2 separate regions of the Homo sapiens genome follow, and region 1 is linked to region 2. Evidence: chromatin loops called from intact Hi-C (ENCODE). Cell type or tissue: PC-3. All regions are shown on one strand.

Region 1 (8,000 bases), 190 kb after region 2:
ATAATTGTCCATAAAAACCCAGGAGGACTGGGTTCACAGAGTTTTCAGATAGCTAATACTTGGAGGTTCCTGGAGGGTGGCTTGCCCAGGGAGGGCATGGAAGCTCCACACCCCTTCCCCCATACCATATATTTTGTAATGTTTCTTTGAGTTTTGTGAGCTGCTCCAGCAAATTTATTAAACCCAAAGTGGTGGATGTGGGAATGCCCAAAGCACTAGGGTTATAGGCATGAGCTATCTCTTCTTTTTAATATTATTACTGTTATTTTTTGAGACAGAGTCTGGCTCTGTCTCCCAGGCTGGAGTGCAGTGGCACAGTCTCTGCTAACTGCAACTTCTCCTCCTGGGTTCAAGTTATTCTCGTGCCTCAGCCTCCCGAGTAGCTGGGATTACAGGCGCCTGCCACCATGCCCAACTAATGTTTGTATTTTTGGTAGAGACAGGGTTTCGCCATGTTGGCCAGGCTGGTGTCAAACTCCTGACCTCTAGTGACCCACCCCTGGCCTCGGCCTCTCAAAGTGCTGAGATTACAGGCATGAGCTGTTGTGCTCGGCCAAAAATATATTTTGTGGCCTCCCCAGTACCTCAAGCCTGTAATCTCAGCACTTTGCAAAGCTGAGGTGGGAGGACTGCTTGAGCCCAGGAGTTTGAGACCTGGGCAACAAAGTGGGACCCTGTCTCTAAAAAATTTAAAAAATTAGCTAGGTGTGGTGGTGCATGCCTGTGTCCCCACTACACAGGAGGCTGAGGCAGAAGGATCACTTGAGCACAGGAGGTCAAGGCTGCAGTGAGCAGTATTTGTGCCACTGCACTTCAGCCTGGGTGACAGAGCAAGACACTGTCTTAAAAGAAAAAAAACAACCAACCAACAAACATTTTATCACCTCAAGCACTCAGAGTAGAACACAACAAAATTAACCCATAGCATTTAGCCAGTTCTTAGGAACTAGATCTCAACACTGAAAGAGAGAAAGATCAACCACATTCAAAGAGAAGATAGGTAAATTAGAACATCAAAATTTACAACTTTTGTGCATTAAAGGATAATATCAACAGAGAGAAAAAACAATCCACTGAAAAGGAGAAATATTTAGAAATCATATGTCTAATAAGGGTCTAGTATTTAGAGTAAATAAATAACGCTTACAGTTTAAGAAAAAACAAGCGGCTTGGCGCAGTGGCTCACGCCTGTAATCCCAGCACTTTGGGAGGCTGAGGCGGGCAGATCACAACGTCAGGAGATCGAGACCATCCTGGCTAACATGGTGAAACCCTGTCTCTACTAAAAATACACAAAAATTAGCCGGGCATGGTGGCGGGCACCTGTAGTCCCAGCTACTCAGGAGGCTGAAGCAGGAGAATGGCGTGAACCCGGGAGGCGGAGACTGCAGTGAGCCTTGATCGCGCCACTGCACTCCAGCCTGGGCGACAGAGCAAGATTCCGTCTCAAAAAAAGAAAAGCAAAAACAAGCCTGGGCAACATAGTGAGACCCCTTCTCTATTAAAAAATTTACTTATTAATTATTTATTATATTATTATTTATTTTATTTTTTATAGAGACAGGGTCTTACTATATTTCTCAGGCTAATCTCAAACTTCTGGCCTGAAGTGATCCTCCTATCTTCGCCTCCCAAAGTGCTGTGATTACAGTCATGAGCCACCATACCCAGGCTATATCTCTTCCGTAGGGAGAAATCTACTGAAGTCCTTTGTTCATTTTCTAATTGTTGGTTTTTTTTTTCATTTTTTATTTAATTTTAAAAAATTGTTAGCTTTTGTTGCTGTAAAATTTTTTTTTCTTAGTTTCTTGTTTTGTTTTTGTTTTTTGGTGTTTTGGGGGCACAGGGGCTTGCTCTGTCACCTCATAGCCCACTGCAGCCTACAACTCCTGGCCTCAAGCAATCCTCCCACCTCAGCCTCCCAAAGTGCTAGAATTATATATATATATATTTTTGTAATTAGCTGGGTATGTTGGTGTGGGTCTATAATCCTAGCTACTGTGGGAGGCTGAGGTAGGGGGATGGCTTGGGCCCAGGAATTGGAGGCTGCAGTGAGCTACAGTGGCAGCACTGCACTCCAGCCTGGGTGACAGAAGGAGACCCTGTCTCTAAAAAAAAAAAAAAAGCAAGATGATATATAAATGGCAAATGAACATATGAAAAGATGCTCAACACCATGAGTCTTAGAGAAATGCAAATTAAAACCACAATGAGATACCACTTTACACCTACTAAGATGGCTACTATAACGTTGAAAAAAGAACAATCAATGACAGGTATTGAAAAGGATATGGAGAAATTGGAATCTTCATACACTGCTAGTGGGAATGTAAACTGGTGCACCTTCTCTGGAAAGCAGATGGGCAGTTCCTCAAAAACTTAAACAGAGAATTACTGTATGACCCAGCAATCCCATTCCTAGGTATATACCGAAGGGAAACATATGTTTGTTCACATGAAAACTTGTATGCAAATGTATATAGCAGCATTGTTCATGATAGCCAAAAAGTTGAAATATTTCAAATGTTTATCAGTTGATGCATGGATAAAAAACTGTGGTATGTCCATACAATGAAATACTATTTAGTCATAAAAAGGAATGAAATACTGTTACATGGTCCATCATGGATGAACCTTGAAAACATTATGCCAAGCGAAGGAAGCCAGACACAAAAGGCTATACATTGGGAGCTTCTGGATAGTGCGTGAAGGTTCCTGGAGGGTGGTGCACCTGGAGAGGGCATAGAAGCTTCCAGCTCCTTCTCACATGTCTTATCCTATGTATCTTGTCATCTGTATCCTCTGTAATATCCTTTATAATAAGCTGGTAAATGGGACCAGCTGGATAAGCAAGGGCCCTCTAGTTTCATCTCCAAACACAATGTGGGCCACTTCATATTGTGCTGCCTCACCACCAGTTAGTACGATGGGCGTAGCACCTGCTCCTCCCACCTGTACAACTAGGACTCTGGCCCTATCTAGGAGGATGGAGTTCTAAAAAATTAGGAACAATTGAAGGAGCAATGAAGCTTGAGCCAAGAACTTCAAGTTAAAAAAAAAAAAGGCCACATTTTGTTTTTGTTTTGAGACAGGGTCTCGCTTTGTAGTCCAGGCTGGAGTGCAGTGGCGTGATCTCGGCTCACTGCAACCTTAGCAGCTGGTCCCATTTACCAGTTTATTATAAAGGATATTACAAAGGATACAGATGACAAGATACATAGGATAGGACATGTGGGAAGGGGCTAGAAGCTTCTATGCCCTCTCCAGGTGCACCACCCTCCAGGAACCTTCACACGCTATCCAGAAGCTTCCAATGCATGGCCTTTTGGGTCTTACTCAGTTGCCCAGGCTGGAGTGCAGTGGTGCACTCTCAGCTCACTGCAACCTCCGCCTCCTGGGTTCAAGCGATTCTCCTGCCTCAGCCTCCGGAGTAGCTGGGATTACAGGCACCTGCCACCACGCCCTGCTAATTTTTGTGTTTTTTAGTAGAGACAGGATTTCACCATGTTGGCCAGACTGGTTTTGACCTCCTGACCTCAGGTGATCCGCCTGCCTTGGCCTCCCAAAGTGCTGGGATTACAGGCATGAGCCACTGCACCCAGCCAGTATGGAAACTTCTAAAGAAATTAAAAATAGAATTACCAGATAGCCCAGCAATCCCTTTGCTGGGTATACATAGCCAAAGGAAATGAAATCACCACCTAGTAAAGATATCTGCATTCCCATGTTCATTGCCATGTTCACTGCAGTACTATTAACAATAGCCAGGCCCGGTGTGGTGGCTCACGCCTGTAATTCCAGCACTTTGGGAGGTTAAGGCGGGTGGATCACCTGAGATCAGGAGTTCGAGACCAGCCTGGACAACATGGTGAAACCCTGTCTCTATTAAAAATATAAAAAAAAAAAAAAAAAACAGCCAGGTGTGGTGGTGGGCGCCTGTAATCCCAGCTACTCAGGAGGCTGAGGCAGGAGAATTGGTTGAACCTGGGAGGTGGAGGTTGCAGTGAACTGAGATAGTGCCATTGCACTCCAGCCTGAGTGACAATAAAAAACTCCATCTCAAAAAAAAAAAAAAGCCAAGATTTGGAAACCACCTAGGTGTCCATCAATAGATGAATGGATAAAGAAACTGAAACTGTGAGATAGACACACACACACACACACACACACACACACACACACAGTGGAATACTATTCAGCTATAGAAAAGGAGATCCTGCCATTTGCCACAACACAGATGAAACTAGAGGGCACTATATTAAGTGAAATAAGCCAGATACATAAAGAAAAGTACTGCATGATCTCACTACTTATATGTGGAATCTAAAAAAAGGAAAGAAAAAAAAAGCAACTTCAGGAGCAGAGGTACCCTTGCAGAGCAGAGAGAAAATTCACAGTATCTTTAAACACCTTGGTAGGACTGACTTTGGTCTGTCAGTCGCCAAAATGATACCATCTGGGGAGTGTAGAAAAGACCTCTCTGCTTAATTTATTCTCAACTTTTCCACTTTACTGAGACTCGTGGTTAATCATCAGCAAACCCCCCTGGTGTCCTCTATCTCCTCTTTAAATAGTTCATTCACCTTGCTGTAGCTCAGAGATTCTCACCTGGAAGCAATTTTTCCTACCTCCCCAGAGGACATTTGGCAACGTTTGGAGGTATTTTTAGCTGTCACAACTGGAGATGGTGCTACTGACATCTAGTGGGTAGAGGCCAGGGATGCTGTTAAACACCTTACAAGGACAATGTACAGGATGGCCCCTCACAGCAAAGGATTATCAGACCCAGATGGCAATGGCCAAATTGAGAAACCCTGACTCTTTTCTGTAGGCACTACTTCCTCTTTAGCCCTCTCAGATCATCTGTGTTTTCTCATACCACTGGGTTTGGAGGCGGAGTGGGAGTCTTTTTCCTTTCTTATTGCTGCTTGCAAACAATTCTCCCTCCCCAAATCCTTAAAAAAGCCCAGCTTAACTTTGAATTTTACATCATCAGACATTATCACCCACTACCTCTCCTTACTGCAGTCATCTACAGATTTTCACTCCTTTCATTGTCATTCTCTCCAACACTAAAACCATCTTAAACCTTGGTGACTTCATCATCCACACAGATGATCCTTCCAACATCTTGGACTCTCAGTTCCTTGTATTCCACTCCTGCAGGGAGTACGACTCTCCACCACAGTCACTTCCTCACCTACATTGCCATAATTGCCATCATCTGAATTCCACTTTCTGAGCACTACATCCTATCATTTTAGCCCACTCCCTATAGTAGGTTTATTTCAACAAATTTTTGATCTCATTAGGTAGTGAGTGATAATGTCTGATGATGTCATTAGGACAACCAATCCATCAATCAACTGCATAGTATTTATACTATGAAAATCAACAAATCTACAAATTAGTGTTCTTTTCCTCTTTCTTTCAGAAAGCTAGTTGTTAAACATTTAACTCTTGTGTATTCATGGGATATACCTTAAGCAATCTATGTATGTGTGTGTATGTATATATATGTATGTATATATGTACACATATATAAAATGTTGCTTTGCACATTTAAACATTTTATATACCTGGTTTACTATAGTATGTTTTCTGATATAACTTTCCCTCCACAGCATTTAGGTTATGAGATGCATTCATGTTGATATGTGTAACTCTGGATTACTGTTTTTTTGTTTTGTTTTGTTTTGTTTTTGAGACAGAGTCTCACTCTGTTGCCCAGGCTGGAGTGCAGTGGCATGATCTCAGTTCATTGCAGCCTCTGCCTCCCAGATTCAAGTGATCTTCCCACCTCAGCCTCCTGAGTGGCTGGGACTATAGGCCTGCACCACCATGCCTGGCTAATTTTTGTATTTTTAGTAGAGAAGCAGTTTCGCCATGTTGGCCAGGCTGGTCTGGAACTCCTGACCTCAGGTGATCCGCCCGCCTTGGCCTCTCAAAGTGCTAGGACTACAGGTATGAGCCAAGGTGTTGGCTGGTTCATTCATTTTTACTGTTCTGCCCTACACGGCAAGAATGTAAGCTCCATGAAGGCAAAGATTTTTATTGGTTTTATTTTCTGCTATATTCCTAGGATTTGGAACAGTGCCTGGCACAAAGCAGGCTCATATTTATTTGAAAAAACAGGCCCAGGACAGTGGCTCACACCTGTAATCCCAGCACTTTGGGAGGCCGAGGTGGGCGGATCACTTGAGGTCAGGGGTTTGAGACCAGCCTGGCCAACATGGGGAAACCCCATCTCTAATAAAAATACAAAAATTAGCTGGGTGTGGTGGCTCACACCTGTAATCCCAGATGCTTGGGAGGCTGAGGCAGGAGAATCACCTGAACCTCGGAGGTGGGGGTTGCAGTGAGCAGAAATTGTGCCACTGCACGCCAACCTGGGCAACAGAGTGACACTCCGTCTCAAAATAAAAAAAGAAAGAAAGAAAGAAAAAGAAATGAATGGTGTGCCTGAAATTCTACCTTTGCCACTTATTTAATTTAAAATATTGCTAGGTTATTTTTCTTTTTGTTTCTGTTTTTGGTTTTTATTTTTTTGCTGTCCCTTGCGGAGCAGGGCTACCCCATACGCGGTGTGCGCGGAGTAGCCTATGTTGCTGTTTGGTAGCTTAGTAGATCTTACTACACTGAACCACTTGGGTTTTCAAACCTTGTCAAGGAATTTATTTTGCATATCATTTGTAACCAGAAGAGGGCAAGCTTGGAGAGAAAAAGAAATTGGTGAGAAACGGAAACAAGTCCTAAATGCAGGACGCTGCCTGTTTTGAATGTCTACAGCCACCAGGTGGCAGTATGAGCATGCTGGAAATTTAAGGTCGGTGATCCAGGCTACAGAGGTCTCCAGATGCAGATGGGTGCCCCAAACTTACACATTTTCCACTTTATTTCTCCTTTTGGCCAACTTGTCATTTTTTAACATCATTATTATGCAGATTTATATAAGTTGATACTTTCTATTTTCCCTTACATTTGACAATACTAAATTTAAAATATTGGCGCATAACAGATAATAAAAATCACAAGGCAGGGGGCAGTGGCTCACGCCTGTAATCCCAGCACCTTGGAAGCCTGAGAGAGGAGAATCGCTTGAGCCCTGGAGCCTGGGCAACATGGGGAGACCTTGTCTCAAAAAAAAAAAAATCTACGCGTGGTGGTGAGCACCTATGGTCCCAGCTACTTGGGAGGCTGAGGTGGGAGGATCACTTGAGCTCAGGAGGTCGAGGCTGCAGTGAGCTGTGCCACTGCATTCCAGCCTGGGCGAGAGCGAGACCATGTCTCAAAAAAACAAAAAACAAAAACAAAACAAAACAACAAACAAAAAGACAAAAAGCAAAACAAAACAAAAAACTCATATAACATACAAATCACTTTTAAGCCTGTCTGCTTCCTTGCTTTCTGCCTGCTTGCTTGCTTCCTTTTCTTTCTTTCTCTCTCTCTCTTTCTCTCTTTCTTTCTTTCTTTCTTTTCTTTGTCTTTCCCTCCTTCCCTCCCTTCCTTCCTCCCTCCCTCCCTCCTTTCCTTCCTTCCTTCCTTCCTTCTTGCCTTTTCTTTTCTTTTCTTTCTTTTTTGACATGATCTGACTCCATCACCCAGGCTGGAGTACAGTGGCACGATCTCGGCTCACCGCAACCTCCGCCTCCTGGGTTCAAGCAATCCTCCCACCTCAGCCTCCTGATTATCTGGGACTACAGGTGTGTGCTACCATGCCTGGCTAATTTTTGTATTTTCTGTAGTGATGGGGCCTTGCCATGTTGCCAAGGCTGGTCTCCAACTCCTGAGCCCAAGCAATCTGCCTGCCTTGGCCTCCCAAACTGCTGGGATTGCAGGCTGGAGTCACTGTGCCAGCCCTTAAACCATTTTAAAGTGTAAAAATCAGTGGGTTACCTTAAACCATTTTAAAGTGTAAAATACAGTGCGTTTTAGTATAATATATTCACAATGTTGTGCTACCATCACCATGACCTAATTCTGGAATATTTACATTAAAC
Region 2 (8,000 bases):
TGAGATAGACACATACAGATATCATTCTCCCTGGGGTAAAAGGTACACACGTCAGTTACCAGATGCTTCTATATTCTAGAACCATCTAAATAGTCACATGTATCACAAGAAACAACTTTATAACTTGGCAAAAACTAACTTCTAACTTTTATTGTGCTGCTTTAAAAAGATTTTTCTTTGTGGGGAAAAGAAAAGATTCTCTCACTGAAGAGGTCAGGTGGCCCGGGGCTCTAGTCCCCAGTGTACCTTCTGGGCCCCAATGGCTCCAAACTCAGGCTGTTCCAGGCAGAATGCAGACAGCCACTACTGTGTGTACCTGACTGTCTAATTGCCATCTAAGCAGAGTTCCTAACCCCTCAAACCACAGTGCTCCATCCACAGTCAGACACAGCTGAAAAGGTACAGGAGGAACCTAACATGCAGAATGGCGGCTTTCTCATGATTGCAGCTCCTAAATTACTGAATTTAAGTCAACTACTAGAATCTTTCTAGGCACAAAGTTTGTTATTCATCTATGTCATATGGTGATCTGCTGAGTTCACGAGGAAAAAAAATTTTAGTATTTTCACCAAACCCACCGTAGATGCAAGACATGAGATGAACGACTGTCATAATTATTTGACACATATGTATTCAGTTAAACAGAACTTAAAGATGTTTATCCAACATGTATATTACTCAGGAGCCTGGTTTTGTCTTTTTATTTTTATTTTTTTTTTTTTTGAGACAGAGTCTCACTTTTTTGCCCAGGCTGGAGCGCAATGACGCGATCTCGGCTCACTGCTGCAACCTCCACCTCCTTGGTTTGAGCAATTCTCCTTCCTCCTCCCAAGTAGCTGGGATTACAGGCGTGTACCACCACACCCAGCTAATTTTGTATTTTTTTTTCTTTTAACTAGAGACGGGGTTTCACCATGTTGGTCAGGCTGGTCTCGAACTCCTGACCTCAAGTGATCTACCTGCCTCAGCCTCCCAAAGTGCTTGGATTACAAGTGTGAGCCACAGCGCCAGACCAGGATCCTGTCATCATTACTTAACTCTTTGCTCTTGGTGCTATTTTAAGGGTCGCTGAGAAGATGATGAGTAATTTTGCCAGTTGGTAGAATTTAAATGTATTGATAAGAAGTTTACTGGGGCCAGGTGCAGTGGCTCATGCCTGTAATCCCAACACTTCGGGAGACCAAGATGGGTGGATCACTTGAGGTCAGGAGTTCAAGACCAGCTTGGACAATATGACAAAACTCTGTCTCTACTAAAAGTACAAAAATTAGCCAGGCATGGTGGCGTGAGCCTATAATTCCAGCTACTTGGAAGGCTGAGGCATGAGAATTGCTTGAATCTGGGAGGCGGAGGTTGCAGTGAGCCAAGATTGCCCCACTGCACCCCAGCCTAGGTGATGAAATGAGACTTTGTCTCCAAAAAAAAAAAAAAAAATTGTTCATTGGGGTAGATCACAATTTAGAGCTGAATGGGCCTCAATAGAGACAATAAATAGTTCAACTTGAGGAAGAGGGGGAAAGAGAAAGAAAAAAGGAGAAGAAATGAGACCCAGACAAGTTAAACGTACCCAGGAGTCCACACATACAGATCTGAATAGTGGAAAAAGAATACGGACTAGAGACCAGAATTCTAGTCCAGCTTGAACATTAAATAACCACGTTATCCTCCAAAGGTCATTTTCCTTTTTGGCATTAGCCATCTCCCTATAAAACTAAAAGATTAGATTCATGGTCCCTTTCAGCTCTAAAATTTCATGCCTGGCTGGGTGCAGGAGCTCACACCTCTAATTCTAGCACTCTGGGAGGCCAAGGAGGGAGGATCACTTGAGCCCCGCAGTTTGAGATCAGCCTCGGCAACACAGTGAGACCCTGCCTCTACAAAAAAAAAAAAATTAGCTGGGTGTAGTGGCACATGCCTGTAGTCCCAGCTACTTGGGAGGCTGAGGTGGGAGGACTGGTTGAGCCCAGGAGGTTGAGGCTACATTAAGCCATGATTGTGCCACTGCACTCCCAAGTCTGCCTGGGCAACAGAATGAGAACCTGTCTCAAAAAATAATACTAAAATAAATAAAATTCCATGTCTAAAAATCTCTTCTTTTTTATTCCCAGATATCACCCTGTATATAATACAGGGTCCTCACAAAATGAGGTTTAACCCATTATTGAAAAGTCATAAATTCAATTATCTCCTTGTATCAAGAATAAGAGGTTGACAATTTGGCAATCATTATTGAAAGCCTGGGTAATATGATTTTAAGGATGTACCGTAATGCAATAAATATGGATGAAGCCCAAATGTAAGGCTTCATGACTAAATTGGTTCTAAAAACAAAACAAAACAAAACGGTATGGGCAAATACCCTAGATGACACACAACAGAAGACGGGATAGGAAACTGTGGTGAGGATCCAACACTATGCAGAGATTAGAATCAGTATAAATACACTGAATGAAAAACCCACAAAACTCTGCAGAATGATCTTTGTAATTCTGAAAGTTATAATGCATGGGACAAAGTCTACAAAACTCTATGGCAAATTTAACAGTGGTTATCCCTGAATGGCAAAAAATCCCTTTGTCTCACTGCTTTATTTCTTTTTCCAAAATAAATCTTTTATTTACATAATTGTTAAAGTTTAAATGGGAATTTTCTTACCTTTAGCCACTGGCCAAGTTGCTTCAAACACTTCTAAACATAACCATATTTACCTTATACAGATCTTCACAATGATACAAAGGAACTGCAATGATAGTTTCTTTCTTTTTTTTTTTTTTGAGACGGAGTTTTGCTCTTGTTGCCCAGGCTGGAGTGCAATGGCGCAATCTTGGCTCACTGCAACCTCCACCTCCCAGGTTCAAGCAATTCTCCTGCCTCAGAATGATTGAAGTTTCAAAGTATGAATAAACATTCCTATTCCCTAACAAAAATAAACATCAGGATAACCCCAAACAAAAGAAAGTATAAGAACTCAATGTCTACACATTTTCTAGGGGGTTATTTCTTTGTCACACATGACAAATCCTCTCATGAGTAATGTCTGTCCTTGACTGGCTTATCTCAACATCTCTGGAAGAGGGAAGGAAATAGGTGAGCCTCTCTCGCTCTGAGGAACAAGAAAAGGTGCATTCACTAAACACATACTTCCATTTTTAATGAAACTAATGAAATGAAATTTAAACTTGTCAAATTTTTATTTTAATAATTCAAGACTTAAGCCTAAAATGAACACATGTATTAATATTTTCTAAAATATGTGTACTATTAACCTTTGATTTATTTTAGCCACAAGGTGGCAGGAATTTCCACGTTAAGTTCTGTCTTAAAGATACAGCCGTATTTGAGGACTCTTCTTAAGTGACATTCATAGAGCTTTAACTAACAGAGGCAGCTACAACCACGTTAAAACTAGCTGCCTGGCTCCTCAGCATCAGTGACCAGCCATCACTGGAAATGAAGTATACCAAACAATAACAGGGGAGCAGAAGCAGCAATCAAACATGTTGGAAAAATACATAATAGCTGCTAACTTTTGAGCTCTACCTTACAGGTATTATGAAACATGTTTTGGAGGCATTATCTTAGTTTTTCTCAGTAGCCTCATTAGCTAAAGACTACAGTTATTCCCATTTTAGAAATGGGGCTGAACCATAACAGATTAACTTGACCAAAGTCAGCTAGAAAAGTGGTGGCACACAGTCTGTTCCATGCAACTGGGCTCTGGAATTGAACTCTTAACCTCCAAGCTCACTCATACTTTCACAAGTACATCAAGGTCACATAGCCTTCCAAACAACAGATGTTACAAAGAGAAAACTGAGAATTACCAGCATAGCCCTTTCACCTAAAGATTGAGCTTTGGGTGGCTACCGAGAAACATGGAGAAATGACACCAGGTTGGTTTAGGCAGCAGGCTGTCATGTTTGGAACCCATGGAGCAGGCCTATGGGGTTCATTGGAAGTCCAGGCTCAAGCCACTTCAAACTGCTCCAAGCAGCCCAGAACCAGTGGGTTAAACTATAAATACATGCATATATGCACAAATATTTGTTTCTCTTTAATCTTCACTTTGTAGCTGAGAAAACCAAAGCTCAGAAGTCAAGGTTACTAAGTCAGGGCTACCTGACTTTGGTGTTTACGCTTTCTCTGCTACACCCAATGCCTCTCAAATAAAATTAATTCTCCTCACAGAATGAAAACATATTCCATATCCCTTTTAAAAGCTTATTAGAAAACTGATAATTTTTTTACCACTGTAACACAAAACTGAGTTTTCCACTCCTTAGATTAACTTTTAAAAATACCTCATTGCTTTCTAATTTTCTCAATCTTTGAATTCTTGCAGAGGGAGTGAGAACAATACTCTTATAAGGCCGCTTGACAGGGAGGAACTAAAATTAGGTAGTCCCTCTCCAAATATTCTTATTGGCAACTTTTGGTCAGTATTTAGTATTTAATAAATGTTAACTGACTGAATATTAGAACAAAGGACATGAAGACTACTTCCCTAATCAAAATGCCTAATTTATTTAAGTTACCTAATTACTAAATTATACAATTCTTAACAGCCTTTTCCTTCCTCCTTGGGATCAACAGAAGCCTACCAATCTCTTAACAACTACGCTAAAGAATTTTGAGAACACCAGTGTGTCTACATTCAGTTTGCTGTCGTGGTTAGGATTCTTTTCAGCAATAATTCTGCCTTGACTAGCCAGTCTACCTTTCCTGTGCTTGCAGTCTTAATGCTTTGTTTTTTTGTTTTTAAAGGAGGAAGGCTAAAATGTCAATTACTTTATCCCTACCAAAGTTCATCTTATGCCTCTTCAAATCTACATAGCTTATGTCTCCAACTTATGTTCTCCCATTCAACTAATTAACTATTAAATAAGCATTTTGTTTCCCTTTAGCTAATTTAAGTTTTCAAATAAGGCCACAACAACAGGTCTCTGACAATCTCCAAATATCCTTGGGTTTATCACATCATCCTATATTTTCCAACAGGGACTTGGCTCTACCAAGTATTCAGTATAAATCTTTGTAAAGTAAAACATGGCCGGGTGCAGCGGCTCATGCCTGTAATCCCAGCATTTTGGGAGGCTGAGATGGGCAGATCGCTTGAGCCCACGAGTTCAAGACCAGCCTGGGCAACATGGTGAAACCCCATGTCTACAAAAAAAATACAAAAAAAAAGACTGCCAGTCTCATAACCCAGCCTCAAAATAAATAAAAATTAAAACAATATGGAGCCTCTGCTTTCTCCCTGCCCTCACTTTTATCCCCAGTTCTACTGAGGGTATAAAAGGTAAAATTTTCCTGGTCTTCTTACATGATACAACTAAAGAACAAAATTAGTCAAAAAAAGAAGAGAAAGAAAAATAAATTTGTTTTATGACTCATACCACAATTTCTATAATGTCCGAGACCTTATATAAATTGCCAAAAAATTTTACATGAACAAAGGATACCAACAGAAGAAATACAGAATGTGTTTAAACATATTAAAAGCCTCCAGTCTCACTTATGGGAGAAGTGAAAAACACAAGATATCACTTTCACATACTAGATTGGCAAAGTTTGATAAAGTCCTGTGTTAGGGAGAATTGGAGAAAGACTCCCCCACAATGCTGATGGAAATTTAAACTAGCTCCAGCTCTACAACACAATTTAAAGTGCAGTTCTACTTCTGGGAATTTATCATGTGGATACATGCTTACATACACACGACATGCAAAAACAGATTCACTACAATATTGTTCATAACTGCAAGAGACTGGAAACAACCTAAATATCCAAACTGCGATTAATCAAAGTCATGCCATATCTGTACAATCAAATACTATGTAACTATAAAAAATATATTTATATACACAAAACATTCAAATGTTATGGTATCATTTGTGTAAAAGGAGGAATACATACATGTAGCATTTGTTTTCCACATGGTTATCTCCCAAGAGATAAGGTAGTTAGGGAATAATACTGGGAGGAAGATTTGTACTATGTGCATCTTCAAATCTTTTATATTTTGAACCATGTGAGTGTTATTGATTTTACAAATAAAGTTCCATTTACCTTATACACATTTCCATCTTCTTCTCAGTCTTTTCTTTCATAGTCCCTCCTGAGTGAGTACTGCCTATAGTAACCTAGCTGAGCTCCTACTCTTGCAGCTCGTTTTACTTTTCCCCTTCAGGGCTCAGAGTCAGCCAGTGTGGTCTTTTCTTTCACCTTTCTGACACAGAGGACAGTCAGCCTGCTCCTGCCAGTATGGTATCTGGAGGTAGGTAGTTCAGGCTTCCATAGTTAGCTAACACCCAGTGCTGTGCTACTGAGCACTTTGTATGCCATTCTTTCATGTTCATATTCTGGGCAGATCTGTTAAAGGCCATATTTGTGGGACCCCCATTTCTCTCTCTAGTGCTCAGTTTATTAGATCTTTTCCAGCCTATAGAATTATCTTTTCCTAGGGGAGACTGTTTGATCTGTCAAGTATTGCCTGTTTACTGCACTGGAATATATTTTTTTCCATAAATCTAAGAGCAAATTACATTAATCCAATGTCTGCACGCTCCTAAATGACAATGGTAATCAGGTAACCAGTGAGTAAGAAGACTTATCATTTAACACTGTTGTTTAACACATGATCCAACTTACCAGCTTCAGATAAAATAGCCATAATATATGTGTCATACAAGAGGGGGAGACGGGGAGAGACTTTATGTTATTTGGCAACAATACCAAGGCCCAGAGCTTCTGCAAATAGGGTGTGATTCAGTTTCATACTAGACCACTCTATTATTGGCATTAAAGATATATTGAAAATGTAATACAACTTTAACCAATGTAGATTTTTACTAGACATTCAAACTTAAAAAGAAAGGCACGATTACAGGGTCAAATTTTGTAAAATAAAGTTTCTCTCTGCCACCTACCAGCCCTTCTCAGTTGAGAAATCCGCAAAATATGTTACTGTACTTAACTTAGTTATTATATATAGATTAAAAGCTTCAAGCTGCTTACTGTCTAGCTTGGTCCTTACTGGAATAGGTTACATTTACAACTGCAGTTTCCGAGTCAGTGTTCACTAGAGGAAGAGAAAAACGAAGAGAATAAAAGTTAGTTTTCTTTCTACTTCCTTCCTTTTACAAATTTGAAAGCAATTCAGAAGACATGTACCTTGCTCACAGCTCTCCACCACTCCATACTGGACTAGTAAACTATCCAGCACCTATCAGGAGGGGGAGAGAAAATTATAAATTTTGAGTTTCCCAAGTTATTATCAAGGGCAGGAATATGTCTTAAAATCACTAAGTAATTGTGATGGAAAAGAGCCAAAAAATTATCTGGGGCTTTGGACTGCAGAACTAAGGGATGGATACCACAAATATCACACTCAGACTTGTCTCTTCTGCCCTCTCCTAGATCCCTGACATTAATCTCATTTCCTATGGCTAACCAAGAACTGGCTCAGAAAAGTATGCAAAGCCACAGCCGCCTGGTTCCTGAGGCTGAAGGAGAAAGAGCATATATTTCTCATACATACACAAACACATCATCATACTTTCTCCTTGTAAACAAAGTCACTAGACAAGGAACCAAGTTACAAACTAAAGTTTAACAGGGCGCGGTGGCTCGCACCTGTAATCCTAGTACTTTGGGAGGCCAAGATGGGAGCATAGCTTGAGGCCAGGAGTTCGAGACCAGCCTGGTCAACATAGTGAGACCCCCCATCTCTAAAAAATAAAGTAAAATAAAAAGAGAAAAAAAAAACTAAAGTTTTATCTATAAGATGTTCTTTTCCAAAGGACTTCTTTTACAGCTCGAATGGTTCTTACAAAACAGATTGCTCAAGGCAGGCTAGAAAAATGAAGACAGCACAGTGCATACTCTACCTGGAGTGGAATTTAAAGCCCAACATAAATACATAGACAGCAAAAGTGTGAAATGAAGCAAACATTTCTAAGTCTACACGGGGTTGGGAAATGTACAATTTGAAGCTGTCT

Evidence for each region. Peaks named below come from ENCODE experiments on the same cell type or tissue, not always from the same donor. Only the 100,000 strongest peaks of a DNase experiment are listed, where the experiment ranks them.
Region 1: a loop joins it to region 2, with 13 times the contacts of the local background. A loop is called at or near these places in 19 of 110 quality-filtered maps.

Annotation. Positions count from the first base shown.
Region 1 is chr7:23,540,383-23,548,382 of GRCh38, forward strand. No RefSeq gene overlaps it. Among named protein-coding and RNA genes, the nearest start is that of TRA2A, 12 kb to the left of the region's middle. RefSeq lists an enhancer at 4,583-4,632. In PC-3, CTCF peaks have their summits at 4,718 (motif pointing left) and 6,786 (motif pointing right); DNase peaks (open chromatin) are centred at 4,689 and 6,749.
Region 2 is chr7:23,354,517-23,362,516 of GRCh38, forward strand. It overlaps IGF2BP3 (insulin like growth factor 2 mRNA binding protein 3), which reads right to left. Exons shown (of 15, transcript NM_006547.3): 4 at 7,174-7,225; 5 at 7,018-7,081. Among named protein-coding and RNA genes, the nearest start is that of SNORD65C, 38 kb to the right of the region's middle. RefSeq lists silencers at 205-364, 3,914-4,208. In PC-3, a CTCF peak has its summit at 3,257 (motif pointing right); a DNase peak (open chromatin) is centred at 3,005; H3K4me3 peaks cover 1,436 bases; H3K27ac peaks cover 1,947 bases.